2 separate regions of the Homo sapiens genome follow, and region 1 is linked to region 2. A link is a loop called in an ENCODE intact Hi-C map of the cell type or tissue named here. Cell type or tissue: endothelial cell of umbilical vein. All regions are shown on one strand.

Region 1 (2,500 bases), 50 kb after region 2:
TGCCTTTAATGTGGCAATTTGATGGTTAGAAGTGGTTTTGATTTATTAATGACTATCTCTGCTTCCCCTAGAAACAAAGTCTCTATATAGAACAATATCCCTCCATCAATGCCCCTAAATGCCACCAACATTATTGATTTTGCCTATTTCATCACTGCAGGAAGTATTCACATTCAATTAATCTAGTTAGGCCTTTGGCTACTTACTTTTACATTTTCAGACATCTATTGTTTCTTTTATACTGCATTTATTTTCCTGAACTGGATTTTGTAGACATTATTGACTAATAAGAATAATCTATTTTTCAATATGGCAATTGACTGATCAATTCATTCTGGGTATAATCTTTCAATTTTTGACAGTTCTCCAGTGACACTATTGTTACAGAATGACAAGTCATTTCCTAACTATCAAAGACTTGAGGGCAACAGGTTATACAAGAAAAGTGTTGGCATTCTTCTGAACACAGCAAGAGATTCCTAAAGAGTAAAATGAACAAAATCACAATCTTATACTATTATGAATTAAAGACTATGAAAGAAAAGTTTGAATGTCATATAAATGTACAGAATTATCTTATATGTAGAGACAAAGAAGGCTATAATGGAATAAAAATTCCACCAAACATTTAATAATTTACATTGAATTCCGTTTACTGGGAATCCCAATGTTGCAATCACAGTGCTATGTGCTAGAAACAAAGATAAGAAGACCATCCTGTGTATCATGAAGTGTGGCAGACTGCCACTGTTACTGCCTGAGACCCTCATTACAGCAGTTACCACTGTTACTGCCTGAGACCCTCATTATGAGACTGAATGAAGGGACGAACATAGAAATGATAACAAAAAACAAAAGAAACTATTTTAAGGAAAGGGCCAGGGGAAGAAGAGAGCTCCCCGCTTCTAGTGAGCAAAGGCAGCCCCTGAGCTCCTACCACCCTTTGTATTTATTGGGTAGAAAGAGCATGGAGGAGGTAATGATTGGTCAGCTGCTTAACTGATCACAGGTTCACATCATTGCTAACAGGCTTCAATTATGCCTAATCACCAGAAACACTTGAGCTTGGGGCATGAATGCCCTCAGCATTCCTTCTGGGCAGCGGACATAGTTGTCAGCTTGCCCACATCCTGCATTTATGAGAAGTTTGCTGTTTACTCATATAACCTCCAGTGGTATACTGAGCTGATCATGACCCTCACACTTTCGGCCTCCAACAAATAAGAAAGATATACTTTTGTTCTTTATTAGGTACAGAACACAGAAAATCCCTGAAACACACATACATACACACAAACACACACACACAAACATCTGTTAAAGGTCCAGTTTCGTTTCTGGATACAAGTTTTTGAGCTTTAATTTTCTTAATCTTTAAAAGAGTTAATATTAGTACCTACTTAATAGGGCTTCACAATGATTAAAGAGATAATACATGAAAGTGCACGGCAAAAAGGCTGCTCCATAGTAAAGACTTCGTATTGTTGGCTTATTAGCTATTACAATTAATTTAATGATTATCTTATTTCAGGAACAGTCACATTGTATATTTAACCTTGTCTATAAACTTGTAAAGGACCATATATAAATTTTTTAAAAATCCTTTCCATATAGCTATTCTTTTCCTTCATATATTTGCAAAAGTTGGCCAAACTAGCAAGCAAACATTTTAAACAAATTTTATATTAAAAAGGTTAACAGGTTGTATATTGTGATAAAAATGGGTCAAACTAGAAATTAACATCTGTAAATATAAAAAATGAAACCCAAACAACCTCACAAATTTAAATAAGTCAGGATATTGAAGTTATCAAAATGTATTATAGACAATCAAGAAGTTAATATCAATGCCAATATGACATACACAATGTCCATGGAAGGTGACCAAATTTAAGAGAAAGCCGCATACTCTTAAATGTGTTTGTAATTAAACAAGCGTGACAGCTAAGGAGCCCACTATCTAATCAAAGATAGATATAAAGAAAAAAATCAGACCAGATGCGATGGCTACCGCCTATAATCCTAACACTTTGGTAGGCTGGGGCAGGCGGATCACCAGACGTCAGAAGTTCGACACCAGCCTGGCCAAAATGGTGAAACCCCAATCTCTACTAAAAACACAAAAATTAGCCAGGCGGGTGGCATGTGCCTGTAATCCCAGCTACTTGGGAGGCTGAGGCAGGAGAATTGCTTGAACCCGAGAGGCTGAGGTTGCAGGGAGCTGAGATCGCGCCACTGTACGTCAGCCTGGGCGACAGAGTGAGACTTAGTTTCAAAAAAAAAGAAAAAAAAATAGAATTGATAATAATGAGCCAGTTCTTTTGAGAGATTAGATAATTACTCATTTCTGGTATGCAGAGCAAGAAACTAGAGAAAAATATGTATATTAATAGCACTGAGAAATGGGACAGAACTTTGGATACAAATCAACAGGATAAATTGAACACCATTCCAACATGCTTGAAATCTTAATAAAATGTTAAGTTTCCTAGGAAAAAAT
Region 2 (2,500 bases):
GTGTGAGAATGTACTAACACTAAGAGACACCATGCTCTTCTACTCCAAAACTTTTCTAAAATCATTGGCTTTGATCCTGGAAGTTTAAATATCTCTCGCTACATTTTTAAAGAAATGCATTGAGGATGAAGTGAAGATACATGGAGCTTGTGGCTACTCACATCTGTGAAGGGTGCACAAGATAGATGCTAGGATGCAAATCTGAGTCAAGGCAATCGATGTTTGTGAAAATACCCACATTCCTTTATTAACTGCCTTTTTATTTTGAGACAGAGTCTCGCTCTGTCACCCAGGCTGGAGTGCAGTGGCGCGATCTTGGCTCACTGCAACCTCCACCTCCCAGGTTCAAGGGATTCTTCTGCCTCAGCCTCCTGAGTAGCTCGGACTACAGGACTGTGCTACCACGCCTGGCTAATTTTTGTATTTTTGTAGAGATGGGGCTTCAATGTAGAGATGGGGCTTCACTGTAGAGATGGGGCTTCACCATGATGGCCAGGCTGGTCTCAAACTCCTGACCTCAAGTGATCCTCCCACCCTGGCCTCCCAAAGTGCTGGGATTAAAGGTGTGAGCCACGGCACCCAGCCAATTATCAACTTTAAAGCGACTTTGCTGACTCTCTAGCTTGAAATATCCTAGAACTCTGCTGTAATACTTTATTTCACTGAAGGTCTAAATGCCATCTGAAGCTTGTACCATGCTGCTGCCTCAAAATGCTTTGAAACGAACTTGCATTGTGTTCAAAAATATTCACTTCTATTATTTAATTGCCCTGATGTATGCTTCATATATTACAACAGTGTTTGCTATCCCCACTTGACAAAGGTTCCACTAAAACGACAGTACCGTTCTTCAGAAATGTCTTAAAAGTCTCTGCAAGTCAATTACGTACAAAAAACTAAAGATTTTGTTTCAGAGACAAGACAAAAGGTGTTGAAGGGGAGGAGATTTTTAGCTTGAAAACTTCAAGTATGATTCACTTTGAAGAGAAATTCTTACTAGCTCACTCATTTCCTCAGAATTACTCACAGAAACAAGCACTTACCAACCAAGACAACGAGTCTGTATTTTTCATTAGTTTGTCGCCGATACGGTGTCACTTCTTCGTATGTGGGTACGTCAGCTGTGTCGTACTGATCACTCTTCTTGCATTCATACATGGATTTATTTGTTTTCTTATCTTTTCTACTAAGACGAAAACTTTTTCTAAAACCAGCTGCAAATATTAAAATAAATATATTTTTAGTAACATCAACCAAAAAAGAAACCCTCAAAAAAAAAAAACCCTCAGAGTTGGGTTGGATTTTATTTACCATAATATTGGGTTTTTAAAGTTAAAACCCTAATGTTTTAGAGACAGGGTCTCACTCTGTTGCCCAACCTGGAGAGCAGTGGCGCCATCACAGCTTACTGCAGTGTTGAACTCCTGGGCTCAAGCGATCCTCCCACCTCAGGCTCCCAGGCAGGTGGGATTACAGGCACACATCACCACGGCTGGTTAATTTTTAAAATACTTTGTAGAGACAGGGTCTTGCTACGTTGCCCAGGCTGGTTTGAACTGCTGGCCTCAAGCAATCCCCCCAGTTTAGCTTCCCAAAGTGTTGGGATTACAGGCATGAGCCACTGTGCCTGGCCTATTCATCATAATATTGTTAGAAATGCATTCAGTAAGAAAAAAATAATAGTACACAATTTTATAAAAACAATAACTTAGATTTAATATTTATTTATGTAGTTATAATAATGTAAATTTTATTTGGTTTAAACAATAAAGAGCTCTGTTGAAAAATCATTGAGTAAAATAACTATAATAAAGCAAAATAAGTCAAAAATCATAATTTATCAAGAACTGATTGGTAAACACATTTGATATGAAAAAGTTAAAAACACTGTAAAAGCATTTTAAATGTAAACAATAAGTTCTCTCATTCATGAACATGAACAAAGTTTCTATTACATCCTAAGCATAACCTCACAACGTACCCATGGCACAGGCAGCATCTATTGTTAAACAAAAAGAAAACTAAATTAGGGAGTGTGTAGTGTAGCGTGTGCTTATGCGTCAGTCAGGCTGACAGAACAAAGCTCACCCAGTCAACAATTAGTTGATCTTCAGCAAGTCAGTTAACTTTAACTGGACTCCAGGGGATGGAATAAATCATCAAGCCTCAGGTTCTTTTCTCTAATGGAAATTCTATGCTTTCATAATGTGACACATATGAAATTAAGAAATAGAGCCAGCCACGGTGGCTCATGCCTATAATCCCAGCACTTTGGGAAGCCAAGGAAGGAGGGCAGATCGCTTGAGCCCAGGAGTTTAAGACCAGGTGGGGCAACATGGAGAAACCCCATCTCTACTAAAAATACAAAAAAATTAGCTAAGTGGTGGTGCACACATGTAATCTCAGCTACTCGGGAGGCTGAGACAGGAGAATCGCTTGAACTCAGGAGACAGAGGTTGCAGTGAGCCAAGATCGCACCACCGTACTCTAGCCTAGGTGA

Evidence for each region. Hi-C counts contacts between places; a loop is a spot of excess contacts. Peaks named below come from ENCODE experiments on the same cell type or tissue, not always from the same donor. Only the 100,000 strongest peaks of a DNase experiment are listed, where the experiment ranks them.
Region 1: it touches region 2 in a loop (6-fold over the local background); 1 of 110 quality-filtered maps calls a loop at or near these places.

What each region holds. Positions count from the first base shown.
Region 1 is chr10:28,138,237-28,140,736 of GRCh38, forward strand. All of the region lies in intron 5 of MPP7 (MAGUK p55 scaffold protein 7), which reads right to left. Among named protein-coding and RNA genes, the nearest start is that of SNORD130, 66 kb to the left of the region's middle. In endothelial cell of umbilical vein, no CTCF peak of the experiment used is centred here; a DNase peak (open chromatin) is centred at 1,115; H3K27ac peaks cover 2,500 bases.
Region 2 is chr10:28,088,628-28,091,127 of GRCh38, forward strand. It overlaps MPP7 (MAGUK p55 scaffold protein 7), which reads right to left. Exons shown (of 17, transcript NM_001318170.2): 12 at 1,044-1,214. Among named protein-coding and RNA genes, the nearest start is that of SNORD130, 16 kb to the left of the region's middle. RefSeq lists an enhancer at 180-1,379. In endothelial cell of umbilical vein, no CTCF peak of the experiment used is centred here; a DNase peak (open chromatin) is centred at 1,104; H3K27ac peaks cover 2,401 bases.